Linked DNA regions of Homo sapiens: region 2 is linked to region 1. A link is a contact called in ENCODE Hi-C or POLR2A ChIA-PET data. All regions are on one chromosome and are shown on one strand. The core of a region is the stretch at or near the end of the contact, and the rest is flanking DNA. Distances in the headings are between cores, read along the strand shown. Region 1 holds the start of UQCC1 (ubiquinol-cytochrome c reductase complex assembly factor 1). Region 2 holds the start of ROMO1 (reactive oxygen species modulator 1).

What was found. A loop is a pair of places that touch in the nucleus more often than their neighbours do. ChIA-PET counts read pairs that join two places held with the same protein, here RNA polymerase II (POLR2A). Pooled maps may share reads with other maps.
Region 2: a pooled map shows a loop between it and region 1 (16-fold over the local background). The contact joins the promoter of ROMO1 here to the promoter of UQCC1 in region 1. A Hi-C loop is called at or near these places in 10 of 50 pooled maps. POLR2A ChIA-PET finds 5 or more read pairs at or near these places in 2 of 52 experiments (B cell and CD8-positive, alpha-beta memory T cell).

Annotation. Positions count from the first base shown.
Region 1 is chr20:35,409,990-35,413,510 of GRCh38, reverse strand. UQCC1 (ubiquinol-cytochrome c reductase complex assembly factor 1) reads left to right here and starts at 1,538. Exons shown (of 10, transcript NM_018244.5): 1 at 1,538-1,571. The coding sequence starts at 1,548. RefSeq lists enhancers at 1,303-1,352, 560-1,382, 1,483-1,632, 1,693-1,792, 1,383-2,206.
Region 2 is chr20:35,697,318-35,700,953 of GRCh38, reverse strand. ROMO1 (reactive oxygen species modulator 1) reads right to left here and starts at 1,549. Exons shown (of 3, transcript NM_080748.3): 1 at 1,498-1,549; 2 at 1,191-1,321; 3 at 1-156. The coding sequence starts at 1,321. The coding sequence ends at 48. NFS1 (NFS1 cysteine desulfurase) reads left to right here and starts at 1,602. Exons shown (of 13, transcript NM_021100.5): 1 at 1,602-1,762; 2 at 2,364-2,473; 3 at 3,154-3,270. The coding sequence starts at 1,666. RefSeq lists enhancers at 925-1,144, 716-1,375, 1,376-2,035 and a silencer at 1,635-1,824.

The DNA of each region.
Region 1 (3,521 bases), core at 289-2,788:
CCTCTTCTTCCTTTAGATTTCATCTTACATGTCACTTTCTTGGAGAGGCCTTACCAACCTAACCAAAGTAGCTCCCCAGTTTTAATTTTTTTCACTGGGTTCCTATGCCTCCCCCACCAGTCTAAGAACTCCATGAAGCCAGTATGTCTTGTGTTCAGCACATAGGGAAGACTCAATAGGTCTTTGTTGACTGAATGAAATGAAAGAAGTCCTTCAACATCCTGCCCCTCTGCTCCCTCAACCCCCAAAGCACCAGTACTTTGTCTTCTCTTCTCTTGGGATGTAATGGAAGAGGAGTCTTCTACCAAGGCCGTTCTCTGCCACTTTCCTCAAGAAGCTCCTTGCCTCTTTGATTGATTCTCCTGTATACTCTTTTTTTTTTTTTTTTTTTGAGACGGAGTCTCGCTTTGTCACCCAGGCTGGAGTTCAGTGCCCCAGTCTCAGCTCACTGCAACCTCTGCCTCCCGGGTTCAAGCGATTCCCTGCCTCAGCCTCCCAAGTAGCTGGGATTACAGGCACACGCCACCATGCCCGGCTAATTTTTTTCGTATTTTCAGTAGAGACGGGGTTTCACCATATTGGTCAGGCTGGTCTTGAACTCCTGACCTCAGGCAATCCACCTGCCTCGGCCTCCCAAAGTGTTGGGATTACAGGCATGAGCCACCGGGCACGGCCCTGTATACTCTTCACTAATCTTTTCCTATCAATATGCAAAGATGTTTCCCTTAAACAACCAACCAACCACAAATCCCAAAAGTTTCTTCCTCTACCAGGCTTCAGATCGGCACATGACCGCCTTCTTGCCTTGACTTTCAGGAGTCTGGTATCCCCCGTATTCTTTTATCTTAGCCTCCTTCTCTGGCTTTTTTTTTTTTTTTTTTTTTTTTTTTTTTGAGACAGAGTCCAGTCCTGCTCTGTCGCCCAGGCTGGAGTGCAGTGGCGCGATCTCGGCTCACTGCAACCTCTGCCTTCAGAGTAGCTGGGATTACAGGCACACACCAACATGCCCGGCTACTTTCTTTGTATTTTTAGTTAGGGACGGGGTTTTGCCATGTTGGCCAGGCTAGTCTCGAACTCCTGATCTCAGGTGATCCGCCCGCCTCGGCCTCCCAAAGTGCTGGGATTACAGGCGTGAGCCACCGCGCCCGGTCTTCTGGCTCTTTCTAAAGATTGGGATTTCCTAAAGTCCTGTTCTTTTCAACCTCCATTGAAAAGTGTTGGGGTGGAGTTTGGGAAGGAGGGGCTGAGGAGTGAGGCTGGGTTAGGTGGGGAATAAAGAGAGGGATATGAGAAGCCCCGAGGTCTGGGGTCAAGGAGACAGGCGTGGGGGAAGGATTTGAACCACTGTTACGTGTAGTGGGGGAGACAGCAGGGAGAGCGTGCCCGGGCACGACAGCCTGGTGCACAGCCGAGAAAACAACAGCGCGTGCGCGTAGCGACCTCTTTGCGCCTGCGCCCCCCTTGCCAGTCTTTCGCCGGCAAAAGGAGGACGTAGAAAAGGGGACACCGGAAACTCACTCTTCACCCGGAAATGGTTATTGAGGAACATGGCGTTGCTGGTGCGAGTCCTTGTGAGTGAAGGAGTAATTTTCTACGGTAGCTCTCTGGGTCCCGGGTTGGAGTTCGACAAGGCAGGGCGGGAGGAATTGGAAGGAATCGCAGGAGGGAAGCCTGTGTTATAGCTAGGCTGAGTGGCCGCTTTTCCGTGGGGAAACTGAGGCAGCTTCCGACCTCTTCCTACCCCGTTTTGACCTTAGCTCCCCCATCTTTCGAGAAGGGGAAGACTGACATCTGGCCTTTATTTGATGGGGTTTACTTTTCCTTCCCTCCCCCATGTACCTGCTTCCCCTCAGGGAGAGGAGCATGTAGGACACTGATTGGAGTTTCAGGAGGCCTGGGTTCTAGTCCCTGACTGTCACTGATGCATAGTGACTTTAAGCAAGTCACTTTTGGGCCTCATTGACCCTATGTGAAAAACGAGGACATTTATCTCCTGCAGTCCCTTTAGATTCTGAGATTCTCAGGGTTTCTTTCATAGGTAATAAGTCAGTTCTTAACTGTACAGTTAAGTGGAATATAGATTATTAGATTGAAAGCTGCGTGAGAATTGGAGTCATGTCTGTCTCCGTCGTTTTCACTTTGCCTAGCATGGTGTCTGGCACATCATAGGTGTTAAATGATTACTTGTTGAATAAATGAATGAAGTAAGGAAAGACTACCAGACTCTTTAGCACCCGTGTGTGAAACTACTGCACCTCTTGAGATTTAGTCCTGACCCTTCTAGCATACTCTTTTCTCTAGCAATTAAAGGAGAAAAGAAAGTGGCAGCAGAAAAAACGTTAGGATACAGAGCTTAGTTTTTAATCATGGAGGGATGGGAGAGTGTATAGTTTTAGCGAGTCTTCAAAAACTGGGTCAAAGACACTGTTTTTCATAGTAGACATGGTCTATTCCTGTGTCTAGGTAACTTCTGAATTGTTATTTTACATTTGTGTTTTTGATCTTTTTATATATGTCTTACAAGGACGACAGTTTTACTTCTTGTATTCCTTGCCAGCCTAGCAGAGTGAGGTACCCTCGACTGCTGTTCAGTAAATATTTATTTGTAGAGTAGCCCCTGTAACTGCCAGAAAGATTCACCTGGTGAAGTGATTGTTTGATTTCAGGCCAGAAATTGATTCAGAAATGAGGACTGCTGGGGAAATGGCAATTAGAATGTTCTGAATTTAGTGGTTTTTTTTTTTTTTTTTTTTTTAATCCTTCCCCTGCCACCCTTTAGGGTTTTGTTTTTTTTTTTTTTTTTTTTGAGGCAGAGTCTTGCTCTGTCGCCGAAGCTGGAGTGCAGTGGTGCCATCTCGGGCTCACTGCAACTTCTGCTCCCGGGTTCAAGCAATTCTCCTGTGCCAGCCTCCCGAGTAGCTGGGATGACAGGCATGCACCACACCACACCTGACTAATTTTTGTATTTTTTTTTTTTTTGAGATGGAGTCTCGCTCTGTCACCCAGGGTGGAGTTCAGCGGTGTGATCTCGGCTCACTGCAACCTCTGCCTCCTGGGTTCAAGCAGTTCTCCTGCTTCAGCCTCCCAAGTAGCTGGGATTACAGGCGCCTGCCACCACACCTGGCTAACTTTTGTATTTTTAGTAGAGATGGAGTTTCACCATGTTGGCCAGACTGGTCTCGAACTCCTGACCTCATGATCCGCCTCCTGCGGCCTCCCAAAGTGCTGGGATAACAGGCATGAGCCACCGAGCCTGGCCTGACAACTATCATTTTATAGGGCACTTACTACGTGCTAAGCACTTTAAAATACTTACCTAATCCTTATAACATCCCTTTGGAAAGGAGGGCGTGTTATTTCCTCTATTTTACAGATAAGAAAACTGAACCACAGAGAGGTATTCCTGGCCAGGTGCCGTGGCTCACACCTGTAATCCCAGCACATTGGGAGGCTGAGGTAGGTGGATCACTTGAGGCCAGGAGTTCAAGACCAGCCTGGCCAACGTGGTGAAACCCTGTCTC
Region 2 (3,636 bases), core at 300-2,799, 290 kb before region 1:
ATGGGCTGGGATTGATGGGAAGGGACAGATGTAGTTGGCAACCATGGTTAGCATCGGATGCCCATCCCAATGGCCATGAATGTGCCAAAGGTGCCGCCACTCTGCATCATGGTTTTCCCAATGCCGCCCATCAGCTCTCGACCCCGCATTCCGATCCTGAGGAGGAAACCAAGATGGAGCTATTTGGTAACAAAAATATCAGAAAGAGTATTAACTGCTCCTTTCCAATTTTTTGCTAACACTAGTCTAGCAACCCCTACATCTGATTTTCCACTTACTGGATATTATATCTTACTACCTGGGGTGGGTAATGAGAAGGAAAAAGATCCATCTGGGTCTCCAGGGTATTTTTCTGGTGGATGTCGTATTAACTGCCTTCAGTTTGTGGGAGGCAGCAGATGCAGTGTAAAATACATAGAGAAACCAGCTTTTTTGACTGGTGTTGCCTGCAGTTTAAGACCCAATAAAGACATCTGTCTTTTAGTTTCTTGGTGTTAATGATTTTGGAGTAAGGTGGGGGTTCAAGAGTCAGCTCTACAATTTACACATAGTGTCAAGTGTAAAATGGGCATCTCAACATTATTTACAGGATTTTGAAAACTACAGTATTTAGCACAGTGCTTAACATAGAGTAAGTGCTCTGTAAATGATAATTTACAATCTAGGGATATGGCAATAACAGCCTCTAAATGTGAAAATGACCTTTAGAGTGTAAAGTTTAACTGCTTTATCTCTGTATCCTGTATCCAGAATAGTAAAACCGCTGAACGAGTTTCTTTCCTTATGCGCAATTGGAAAAAAAAATAAAAGCAACAGTAGTAACTAGTTACTGAGCACTTAATATGTGCCAGATGCTGTGCAAAGTGTGCTGATCGAATTTTTACAACTCTATAAGTTAGATGCTACTGTCTTCATTCTACACTTAAGGAAACCCAGTCTCCAACTTGCCTAAAGTCACCGAACCAGTAAGAAAAGGGCCAGAAAGCATTTTGACTCTAAAGCTCAAATTCTTAAGCACTGACGCTTCCAACCTGACTTTACAGATTGAAGGTGGTTTGGAATGAGTCTGGCTCGCGAGGGGACAGAGAGGGAAGTCGAAAGAAGGAGGCTGTGTTCAGGCTCCAGGCCGAATGGGGCAGGGCCGGAAGGTCTGGTTGTCCTGCCCAGAGATCACCGCCCGCGCCCCTCACCTGAGACAGGAAAAGGTGCCGAAGAGCGCCCCGGCCGCCATGCCCACGGCGCAACCCATCACGAAGCCCATTTTGACACGGTCGAAGCAGCTTGGCTGGGACTGTCCGTAGGGACCCACGGCCACCGGCATCTGCGGGGGATAGGAAAGTGTGGGCCCAGGCGCTGGCCCAAGAGTCGGGCGGGGACGGAAGCGGTAGGCTGGGAAGTGGGCCCAAGGGCTCAGGGGAAGTAAGGGAAGGAAAATCAGTGGGTAGCCCGACTCCACCACCCTCTTCGCGTTCCGGCCCCGCGTCGCCCGGCGCCTACCTCACCTCGCTCGCGGGCTGGGTCGCTCAGCTCTACGTCTCTCACGGAAAACGACGGGGAGGGCGCTCGCGGCCCGATGAATCGCTTCCGGAGCGCCGGGCAGCACTTCCGGGAGCCTGGGGCCCAGGACTGCAGCGGCTTCGGAAGGTGGGCTCTGCCAGCGGGACCATGCTGCTCCGAGCCGCTTGGAGGCGGGCGGCAGTGGCGGTGACAGCGGCTCCAGGGCCGAAGCCCGCGGCGCCCACTCGGGGGCTGCGCCTGCGCGGTACGCTCGGGTCCCGCTCTCCGGGAGGCGCGGACCTGTCCCCTCCGCGCGGCGACGCAACTGAATATTCCGGAGCCTTCCTGTCCACCCTGCTGCCCAGACCCTCTGACCCTTCTCTCAAATGACACATCCCTCAAACTTTCTTAGGCGGGTCCCCGAACGGTTGACCCCGGCGCACCACCCCTCGCACCCTGCGCGACAGGCCCCCAGAGCCGTGGAGGCGCGTCCTTCAGACCGCTCCTGGCCAAGTTACAGATGCTGCTCCGGGCTCCCGTGCAGACCGTTACCTTCGGTCAGAAGGGACTGCACCTACTCTGGCTCCACGTTCCTTCTAAACGTCTTTGCCCTTTAGAGCCTTCCTTCCTACGATACCATTTGAATATCAACTCAACACCCCCTCCAGGAACCCTCTCTCCCTCTCCCTTACCTCCTTTTACAGCGTGTCAGGTATCTGGTGTTGTTTTCTTTCCATTGAGATTCGACCCTAGCATCCCTTACACTTATCTCACCTCCAGCCAGATTTTTCCTTCTGCCCTTTGGATGCCATGCGTTCATAGTTGCCTTCGGTCTTACTTGGCTACTCCGTTCCATTTTTTATCAGTTGGAGACCGTGCTCCTCAGTCTGCGGTTCCCGCAGATACAGCCGCTGCCCCGGAGGTGGGGCCAGTGCTGCGACCTCTCTATATGGATGTGCAAGCTACAACTCCTCTGGTAAGGATGAAGCTTTTCCCAAGGCTGCTTATAGGAAGTAAATGATGGGCGTGATCACGCAAAGAAATGGCTGAATCCCTGGAGAAGTGAGAGCCGTGAAGGTGTGCTGGAAAAAGCACTGAGCGAGGAGTCGGGAGGCTTAAATTCGAGGCCACTGGCATTGGCTTTACTACTCACTAGCAATTGACCTTGGTCAGATCACTTCAGCGCAGGCTCTATAGTATTAGTTAAAAGCATGGGCTCTGGAATGAGCAGAACGGCCACTTAGTAACTGTGTGAACTTGGACAAGTATTAAACGGGTTAAAAGACTAATGCAAGTTTTCACCAATGTGTGACCAGGGGTGTTTGCCTAGGCCCTGTCCTGTCCCAGCCCCTTATAGATCACATTACCTGGCAGGAATGGAAACACCAGCAGAAACAGATGTCGGAACAAGGCAGTGTTTGTAGACTACCTGAGGGGAGGCAGAACAATCCGAGTTGGGATGGGTTGTGAGTGGGAGTGTATTAGGTTGATATTTGGTGGGTAGTTTTGTGGGAACAAAAGAATGTTTGAGGCCTCCTCTAGGCAGTGCCTGAGGGGTTGAGAGTGTCTTAAGGCAGGGTGGCCAGGTCTGAGGGGTGGAGTGGGACCTGAATTGACGATGCGCTCAAGGAAAATGATCTGTTCTGTTGTGTTCAGGACCCCCGGGTGCTTGATGCCATGCTCCCTTACCTAATCAACTACTATGGGAACCCACACTCCCGGACACATGCTTATGGCTGGGAGAGTGAGGCAGCCATGGAACGTGCTCGTCAGGTTAGTACACAGGAGTCTAGGAGGTTCTAAGGTCAAAGAGGGGCAGTGGCCTGTGGGAGGCATTTCTTTCTTGGTAGGTGTGCATGGAGGTAGAAATGGTTTTGGATTCTTTCTGGAAGAGATTCAAAGAGCAGCCTTGGAGTTTGACTGCAGGCATTTGATTGGTTCCCATATTTCCTGGCTAAATGACTTGGGCAAGTTATCTAATTTCTTTGAGCCTTATTTTCCTCATTTAAAACAGAGATTGTGGTAGTTTCTACTCTGTAGGGTTACTGGGTGGATTAAATAAGACAATGCTGATAAAGTGTTTATTACCACAACATCTGTAAGTAAGAAGTACTATAAATAGTAAGAGCTCAATAGTTC